2 separate regions of the Homo sapiens genome follow, and region 1 is linked to region 2. The links are chromatin contacts, found by Hi-C in ENCODE. All regions are on one chromosome and are shown on one strand. The core of a region is the stretch at or near the end of the contact, and the rest is flanking DNA. Distances in the headings are between cores, read along the strand shown. Region 1 overlaps BNC2 (basonuclin zinc finger protein 2). Region 2 has its middle 84 kb from the start of LINC03041.

Evidence for each region. Hi-C counts contacts between places; a loop is a spot of excess contacts on that map. Pooled maps may share reads with other maps.
Region 1: a pooled map shows a loop between it and region 2 (2.6-fold over the local background). The contact joins two enhancer-like sites. A Hi-C loop is called at or near these places in 2 of 168 maps with a recorded cell type or tissue (endothelial cell of umbilical vein and sigmoid colon) and 7 of 50 pooled maps.

The regions. Positions count from the first base shown.
Region 1 is chr9:16,529,729-16,534,950 of GRCh38, forward strand. All of the region lies in intron 5 of BNC2 (basonuclin zinc finger protein 2), which reads right to left. Among named protein-coding and RNA genes, the nearest start is that of BNC2-AS1, 190 kb to the right of the region's middle. Within about 2 kb of position 3,108, at least 3 of the 41 ENCODE cell types and tissues checked have a DNase peak (open chromatin) inside an H3K27ac peak, as active enhancers do.
Region 2 is chr9:16,189,707-16,194,636 of GRCh38, forward strand. No RefSeq gene overlaps it. Among named protein-coding and RNA genes, the nearest start is that of LINC03041, 84 kb to the right of the region's middle. Within about 2 kb of position 3,130, at least 6 of the 41 ENCODE cell types and tissues checked have a DNase peak (open chromatin) inside an H3K27ac peak, as active enhancers do.

The DNA.
Region 1 (5,222 bases), core at 1,858-4,357, 340 kb after region 2:
TCTAAGGATGAAAAGTTTCATCCTTAATCCAACCTTCTATGAATACCTGACAACTGTTCCACTAAATAAATCCCCAAACCGAAATCTATGACCTCTCCTTCAAAACTGAGGTTTTAGTTTTATTTTTTATTTATTTATGAGATGGAGTCTCACTCTGTTGTCCAGGCTGGAGAGCAGTGGCATGATCGCGGCTCACCACAACCTCTGCCTCCCAGGCTCAACCGATTCTTCTGCCTCAGCTTCTGAGTAGCTGGGATTACAGGTACGGACCACCATGCCCAGCTAATTTTTGTATTTTTAGTAGAGATGGGGTTTCACTTTCATCATGTTGGCCAGTCTGGTCTTGAACTGCTGACTTCAAGTGGTCTGCCTACTTCGGCCTCCCAAAGTGCATGAGCCACCGCACCTGGCCAAAAAAGTGAAGTGTTTTTTGTTTTTTGTTTTTTTTTTTAAAAAAGCCTTTCTAAGGTTGACTATGCACAGGCATGAACTACTGAAGCGGCATTACTGTTCACCCTGCCCTTTACGAAATTCCTCTCTTTGCAGATTTTCTCCCTGAATATAGCTTCATCTTCAAGTTTTATTATACCTGCAAAATTTAGTTAACAACAACTTCACCTTATTAACATCTTCTGGAACAAAAGTTCCAGAAATCACTGTACATTTCTCTACTCCACATTTCACCCCCTTCATGAGAATTGCTAAGCACTATGAAAGCCAATTGGGGTTCCCTGGATTTTCTCTCTCATAAAAAAACTGACAAGGCTTTTCTCTGTCTAGGAGAGAGGGCGATGATCAAGATCCACTTTTATGGAAAACATGATATTATGCTGAGAAATCTGTCAAGAGCGGGAAAAGCACTTCATAGAGGGAGAATGTAAACCATAATGCTGAGAGAAATATCTGCATTAACTTTTTGCATTTGTTCACAAAAGTTTATGAAATGCCTACTGTGTGAAAGATTGCACCACAAACCATGGTATATGTTGTAAGCTGTGTGGGCAGAACTTCTGGTGTCTGAGAATCTGACAAGAAGAGAAATGAGTTCACTAACGGCAGACTGTTGCTCTGACGCACGGCCAGCCAGCAAGCCGAGGCATGAGGAGATGCAGGGGAAGAGCATGAGCTGGACAGGTGTCATGCACAAGCAGCTCTGCAGCAGGGCTCACGGTGCCTGATAATTATGGATATTGTCAGATCTGCCAAGAGACATATTTAGCAATGAGCCGGGAGGGGGCAGGAGGAGGTAGGCATATTACGAAACTTGCCACCCACCTCCCATTGGCACTATCAGTTTCCAAGGCTCTATTAAAGATAAACAAGGATGCCTAGCCTCCCCTGAGATCAAGAGGAGATGGTGATTATGAAAATAATAACAGTTTTAAAAATTACTTAAATGTTCTAAGGGAGCCTTTATTTCTGGCAGTGTTAAACACTTGCAAGGAAGAAGGTAGAAAACAAAAACAAACTAGAAGACCACAGTAGCCTCAGTCTGAAAGGCCACTCCAGGGCTACTTAAACCAAACACTCTCTGTGAGTTCAGTGGTTAGGCTTTTCCCTCCTCTGGGTGGCATTCCAAAGGCTTCTCCTTCACATGTGCAAAAACAAGAAAGCGGCGACAAGATGCTACAGCAGATTTCTGTTTGAGACGATGTTTCTGAGGGAATAAGAAAAAAAAAAACAAAAAACCAAGCGAGAGAGGGAGAAGTTTTTCTTTCATTTAATTTTTTTTTTAAACAAAAACCTAGAGACACTGGTCTGTGAAGCCAAGTTTGTTAACGTGCAAGTATAATTTACTTTTATGTAAACATAACTTCACAGAGTTATCAGTAGGTTCCATTTTCAGTAAAAACAAACAAACAAAAAAAAAGAAGCTGCAAAATAATTATAAAACATATGGTGCAAACTCCGGCTGTGTTTATTTTATGACAGTTAACATTATTTACAGTGTGATCTGGTCAGAATTAATACTCAAAGGGTTATACACAGAATATGTCAAATTTTTCTTCTTAATCATGCACACCATTAGTTTTGTCAACCCATCTAAATGAATTTATCTAGAGATCTCCTGTATTCCCCCAAAGAAATCAATTATATTTTTTAACATATTATTTTATTCAAAATGCTTGACTAACACCACCGATAAGCTGCCAATAGTAATATAGGAAGGAGCTCACCCTCTTCTTAAATGGGGAAGTTTGACAAAATGCACTTAAAATTCTGCCATTTGTTGCATGAGATTCTTTAACTCCACACTGTTCATTTCGTTATCTCAGTTGCTAACGCATATTAAATTTTTAAAGATTTAAGTTCTTTTTTTTTTGGTAACAACACAGCTACTACTTTCTGTTAACACATAAATTATCAATATATCCTGTTGAGTAAAACTATTTAAGTAGCTTATCCTTGATACTGGAGTGGCATTAGGAAGCACTGACTATAGGATCTGCTTATTATTCAAGTGGGAGATATACAACAGCCAAGAGACATACAGAAAAAAAAAAATAAGAATAATTTTGCAATGAAAATCTTTATTTTTGTAATCTTTGTAATGAAAATATTTATTTTCCCTGTCCTTTTATTAAAAGACTCTGGTATTTTGCTCTCATTCAAGGCCTTATATTAATATAAATACCAAAATTTATGGGACCAGGTGGTGTTTAGTAATGTGAGCTGAAACAGAAAATGGCTGCTTTTCCTCCCTGGGCACGCAGACACAAGACATCCTCTCCTACAATAGACACTGACCACAACCTATCTTCCTATTCACCAGAAATGGTTTTGTGCAGTAGTGTGCTAGGGCTGGCTCATGCCAGCCTATGAGAGCTGATTGCTAAACATTCGGAAATTTTGGGAGTTGGTGGTTCAAACAGACGACATTAAAAATTAAATTTTAGAAACATGCAATGAAAAAAATTAAAAACAATGATAATAGGTACTCAAAATTCATCACTTCTAATTATTTGACATTTTACTATTATCTATGTTCTTATAATTATTTGACTACATTTTACTATTATCTGTGCTCTGAAGATTACTTGCTTCTACTTACGTCTGGTATGGTGGAAATACCATATAATAATGTGTGACTAAGCATCTCTTCCCAACTCCATGTTCAGTGACTCATGTTGACAGGCTGAAATCAGCCATCATGGGATATTTTCACCAGAGAAATCAGCAAACACTTGCAAATCAGGGTTGGCTGGTTGCTTGGTTTGTTTTCATTTAGAAAGCTATTGTAATGCTACCAACACAACGCTAGCAATGTCTAAATAATAAATTACTGTCTAGTTTCAAAACTTAAGACTTTATTTGTAAATATACACTCATTTAAACTTTATAATCCCATCTGTACCCTTGTGGGAAAAAGAAGAGAAAGAGATAATTTTGCTATGACAGAAAAATTAACTATAAATTTTATTTGGATCACTTATTTTTATGAAGTCTTGTAAAACATAACATGGAGCATGATTTCTGGATATGAAAAACATTAGATATGACAAATGAAATATATGGTTTGTGTCTTGGACAGGAAACACCCTGCATGCCTCTGGAAACAAACACAAAGATTAAGTATCAGGCACACAGGTTTTTAATGCCTAGATTATTCTGTTTTTATAATAAATTAGTAAATGAGATTCTAGCCATTACAAATCTGTGTGTTGTTGAAAACTGTCATTTGATCTATGATAAAAATACAAATAAGGAATAAAGCATAAAAGAGAAATAATTCTGAATCAAAGCCAATAAAAATAAGACAGCTTATAGATATTAAAATGTAAGAAAAATTTAGGGATAAGTTACTTTTGGTTAAACATGTGGCAGTATCTGTTAAGATGAAAATGAGGATGAATCAAATATTCATATTTTTAAAACTAAACCTAGGTAGGAAGAAAAATCTGCCTATTTGTATTTCATGGTACATCCACAAACTCATTACTTCAATCTGTCGTTTATAAACTTAAAACAAACATTACATTTTTCAACATTACTGCTATTTGTAAATCACATATAAAAAGGAAGCACAATGTAACTAAATAGCAAATGCCAACAAGGAGATAATTAGGCAGGAAAAATATTTCTGAGTTAAAATGTATGTTTTTATAGGTCTTCCTATAGCAGCAGGCAAAATTTTATAGAAGTGAATTTTATTAGAGAGAAACATAATCTAAAAATCAACTTTTAAGACAATCATTCTTAGTAGTAATACAGCAGATTTCAATGTAACTACAAAAAACGTCTGACTTCTAAAATTCGTTTTTAAAAACATCCACGTCTACCTAACACTGGTAGACTTTGTGACCATCAGCTAAACCAATAATGGTGTAAGTGCTTTTTAAAATAGTCCTATCCTGAATGAATTACTACTGTTATGATTTAAAGAGAAATATTACTCAATGCAAAGAGCTCTAGATGTGATATTAGAAGATGCAATTTTGAGGATTACTAGTTTTGGCACTGTTAAGCTTTCTTACCATTATCAATTATGGTTTTCTTCCTCGATCTAACATTGTGGAAGTCTCCCTGTTTTAGTTTTACAGTAAATAAGACTGCCCGTGAAGGAGAGAATCACACAATAGTAATGCAGGAATGGACATCTAACTGTGCAACCTAATTCTGATTTGTACCATGGTTGCAAAACCACATCATAAAAAATCATGAGAAAATCATTTCTAAAAATCTGTGTCTCTCTTCCTCCTTCATTACCCTTTCCCTTAATCCGTCTCTCTAAACTGACATAATATAAAATTGAAATACATTGTCATTTATCATACTTAATAGTTTATGTACCCTGATCTTAATTTAAATTATAAATTGCATGTTTGTCTTCTGGAAACAAATAATGCACTAAGTTGCTTTCTCCCCAAGTATCTCTCTTTATCGTCTTTTGTAGGTAGGTATACTCTTTAACAAAAAAATGATTCTCCACCCATCTATAAGAAGTACAGAGAAACCATGAACAAACTAGTTTTCTATTTACTCAGCAGGAAGATGGCTTTTGTATATTTTCATAAATAACCTAGATATGATTTCTTTAAAAAACATTCACAGTTTGGAGGAGTTTAACCTAGATGACAAAGTAAATGGCAGAAAAAATCAAAACTTTTATACTTTGGCTCTGAAACGTAACTAAATAGCAAACCATTCAAAAATCCTAATCTTTTGGTTAAACATGTAGCAGTATCTGTTAAGATGAAAATGTGGATGAATCAAATATTCAT
Region 2 (4,930 bases), core at 1,880-4,379:
TTTATTTGAGTGGCATATGCAAATTTGAGGCAGAGCAGAATTGTTAGAAGAGCAAAGGAAAGACCTATCACTTTTCTTAACTGTCTTCTTTCTCTTTCCCTTACTCCTCCACAAAAATGTTGAACAGATATTTAAAGAAAATCAATATGGAGGCATGTTCCATTATTAGGCTTCCTACTAAGACCATCATGTCAGCATCTGGCTTTGTTCCTAATGCATTGATGGTTTAAAGCTCACTGGCCAACTTATCTTGTGACCCTAATCACCATGCTTTCTGCTATTGCACTGTTAATTATACTTCCATGAGAAAGTGGGAAAGAAAAAAGAAATAAGGAAGGGAATATAAAACAGTCAAGTATTCTACTTTTTGACAATTCTAACTTTTGAAAGAGGGGTAAAAATCAATGGAGAAGGTTGAAATGAATGTCTAAAATGAGGTTTAACACATGGGGGCCAGTTGGGGGGTGGGGGCGAGGGGAGGGAGAACATTGGGACAAATAGCTAATATATGCAGGGCTTAAAACCTAGATGACGGGTTGACAGGTGCAGCAAACCACCATGGCACACGTATACCTATGCAACAAATAGTTCTACACTTGTGTCCCAGAACTTGAAGTAAAATAAAAATACAAATGAGGTTTAAAAGTTGCCTATATCTGACTTTTAAAATCATGTACACTAAAAGGGATTTTCAAGAGGCTTTGCAGATGAGGAGGCATTGCAGATTTTCAAACTGACTGCAGGTCATGATGCTATTATAACATATAATAAAGCTAATCAATGAGGTACAGGAAAGGGTCCCTAAGACTGAAAAAGTATGAAGGATGTGTCTGGTCATCATGTCTTTTCCTTTCTCTTCCCTTTTTTTTTTTTTTTTTTTTTTTTTGAGACAGGGTCTCACTCTGTCACCCAGGCTGGAGTGCAGTGGTGCAATCCCAGCTCACTGCAGCCTTGACCTCCTGGGCTCAGGTGATCCTCTTACCTCAGTCTCCCTCATAGCTGTGACTACAGGTATGCACCACCACACCCGTCTGATTTCTGTATTTTTTTTAGAGATGGGGTTTCGCCATGTTGCCCAGGCTGGTTTCCAACACCTGGGCTCAAGTGATCCACCATCTCGGCCTCCCAGAGTGCTGGGATTCCAGGTGGGAGCCACTGTGCATGGCCCTGGTCATCATTTCTTTGTGTTCTCTTCTTCCTTTTACCTAATGAGAGATAGGGGAAGAGGACCCCAGGATTACTCAGGAAATAGCACAACCAGCCTGGGTTATGTACTTTTATTTGAGAGAGATTTATGTAGTGATTATTATATGTCAGATACTGTTCCAGCAGATTCTGAATACTAACCCATTTTATGACCATCACAACCCCATTAGGCAGGTACTGTTATTTCCATTTTATAGATGAGGCAACCAAGGCACACCACTAGTGCATGACAGCACTAGGGTGCATGCAGACAATCTGGCTCAGAATCCATGCTGTTAGCTACTAAGCCTGCCTGACCTCAGAGCTTTGCTCTTTAAATTTTTCCAGAAATCTTTACTGAAATCCCCGGTGATCTGCCTAAACTAATGAACGTACAGAGATCTGGTGCCAGTGGGAGCACAGAGACTTTGCTGTCTGGGAAGTGGTCCCTGGAAGGGCCTTCAGGATGGAACAATAGAGCAACAGAATGACTCCCAGAGGAAATTTCCCAAGTTTCACACAACTTGGGAGCAGAGGGAGGAAGGCGGGGAGGGTGAGTCTGTGGCTGGAAGATGCAGTCCATATGGGATTACATGAAGACATCTGTATATATGTGTTTGGAGGTCTGTGTACATGTGGTTCTGGTTGGGTGTCCCTGTGTGTGAAAGTGTTCATGCATTTATGTTTTAATACCCACCATATGCATGTGCGTGTGTGTGTGTGTGCATGTATGTGTTTGTATATACATCCATGGGCTTGTTAATATACATGAAAGGTGCAAGAATAGCCTCCTTGTAAAGTGACTTGGTTTCTGTCTTAGTGAATTCAAATTCACATCCAGGAATTCTAAAATCAACAATTTTTATTTTTCCTGAAAGGGCCATTATTTGCTTAGAAGTCCATAGGATGAGCAATACATTTGGCATTCTTCTCTTATCTTTAGTGAAGCTGAGGCCCAGTTGGAGACGAACACAGAGTCCCCTGGTATGCAGGCTCTCTGAGCCAGAGCCCATTCCTGTGGGCAGCCAGGACCTGTCCCTGGGGCTCATAGACATTAGCCATCCAGCTGTCAAATAGAGATATGGAAGGACCTTCCAGGTTCCATTTTTCCAAACCTTTAAATCTTAAGATCCCATCCAAGGCCAGCCCTGCTGACCCCAGCAACACTGTTTATTCAAGGGCTTTTCAGGGAGCCACTGCCTACACTGACAGGGACAAGGAGGCACAGCATAATTGCTATCTGTTGCTGCTGCTGCTGCTGCAGTTTTAGCACAAACTGTGAGCACGTCTGTGGGCATTTGTCTGTCTGCAGAGAGGTCAGTCCAGACTTCTCTCACCGGAAGGCGATGGCTGGAGTGCTATTCCTAAGGAAGCAAAGAACGAGGGGTGGAGAGAGTCGTCCCCGGAATTGCATGGCTTGGGGCTTGGTCCAGATTGCGTGGCGAGGAGGGTAAGCAGGCCCAGCAGAGGGCGCCACCGCGCTGGCTCTCTTCTCCCGCGCAGTGCAGGCAACGGGGCGGTGTTCAGGAAGGCCAAGGAAGGATAGATTCTCGATACTGTACCCCCACCCCACCCGCCTCTGCCTCCCTCCTTCTCCTATCTCTTCTCTCCTCCCTGCCCCCTCCCTCCCTTCCCACCTCTCTCTCAGTCTTTCTTTCTTTCCATCTCTAGCCCCTCACCCCCCTCCCCAACTTGAGCAGGTCACCCCAGGGAACCTCAAGTCTAGTAACTGAGTGTTAATTATGTCTGAGTGGATTCTGGAGAAAAAGAAAACCATATACTGTATCAGCAGAGAAATGGTTTCACTGTGAGGAAACTAATGATGCTTTTATCAGGAACAATATAAAGATTGCTTTTTTACTAGTGTGTGTCCCATAGGGTTCAGGGCTATGAGATATTTCTGTATCTGGCTTTAGGTTCCTCTGAGCTTTTACATAATCAAATCAATAGAGCCATGATTCACCCTCTGGCAACAACTGCTCCCTGCAAGTTTGCTGTTGCATCTTTAGTGGCGAAAGAGAAAATAAATAAATATATGGAAAGGAACTTATTATGAATCTGTAAAAACATTGATTTGTTTCGTCTTCAGTCTTCCTTTTTAATTGCTTTGCATACACATGTACACACACACTGTGAGGGTCTAGGTTCACAGCCGGTCAGAGAATGAGGTGGCTGACGATTGCCCAGGTATTTGCCATTGTCTGATGGGAAGAGATGGGTTCTGTTGAGCAGAATCAGAGGTGGAGATGTGCTGCTTGCCTGTCCTCCCGTGTCTTTTTCAGACATTTTATTCATCTTCTCTCCCATCCCTGTGAATTCCCTACATTCCAGGCATGATTTTGGTTCTTCCCTTTCTCTTTGAGTTATATTGTTTTTATCAGAAATTTCCCTCCCCTCTGCCTGGCAGAAATGATCACCCTTGGACCTACATCTGTCCCCAGCAGCATCAGTGAGGCCGCAGACTTCTCACCCTCCCCAGCCCCCATTCTAAGAACAGCTGGTTAGGACCTCAGTGAGAATACAATATGGGAGTGGGCAGGAGCAGAGAGAGCAGATCTCACCATTTACTCTGGAGACACATCTTTCCTTCTCATTTCTCCTATCCCCAAACCTCCGAGTTCACGGAAAGAGAGCACCAGGAATAACTCCTAAAGTCTTTCAGGACACAGGCAGTTTGCCACTCCTTTCCCTCCTTTCTTTAAGTAAATAAGCAAAGGCATCTTTCAGGCTAAAACATGGGGGAGGATTCAGTGTTGTGCTACTGTGTCATCTACTTTTCACAGGCAAATTTAGATGACCAGGGCCTCAAAACACAGGTGTTTCAGTGTCACTTGCTGCTTTGCATTGACAAAGTCAACCGATAAAATAGGTATGTTCAGCTGGGCTTGGAGAAATAAAAACAGGGACTCACTGGCAGTCCAGCTGGTCACAGAGACAGGGAAAGGTTGTTTTGTATTTTCTACTCCAGTCCCCAACTTAGAGGCCTTGTTCATAGATAGGCTTCATTCTTCCCATCCTTCAGAAGCAGAAAAACATTAGAAGTAATAACAGAGACGAGGCAGGAAAGAAAAGCCACTTATGTAATCAGGTGTGCTGGGACCTGGGGATGACAGTGTCACAAAAATAAAATGGCTCCCTAATGATGACAGAGTCTTATTACCAAAGCCATGCTCCTGTGACAGTGCTGCCAGGCTCCTCTGAGAGGACAGCAATGACAGAATTCTTTAAGGACCTACTTTGGGTAAATATTTGTCCCTAAAGAACATCATCTTTGAGGACCCTCAATCCTATAATCTGGGAGTCCCAGGCATTTGGACAGATGGGATCCAGCTTGGGTTTCAGGAAAGAAAGGGACTTTCATACAGCGCTGGGGACTGTGATACCAGCAACACAGTGTATTAGCATACAAACAATTGCAATGGTGGCCATTTATTGAATATCTACCTTGTACCAAAGACTATGCCGGGAGCTTTGTGCAGACTATTGCATTAAGTTAACTTTCACCCTCAAGACAGTATAGCAAAGAAAGGCTTATTATTCCCATAATTGGGACTTGAGACTCAAAAAGATTACATAATTTGCTCAAGGCCACGGAATTGGTACAAGATTGAGCGGGGTTCCAACTAAGTCTCTTTGAGCCTCACATCTCCGGTCTTCCTGCCATGCCAGCATCATAGAAAGTGTTGAAAACATGCTAAGTTAACCTTGAATGGATCCTGGACAACTTTATTTAAAAATTATATAA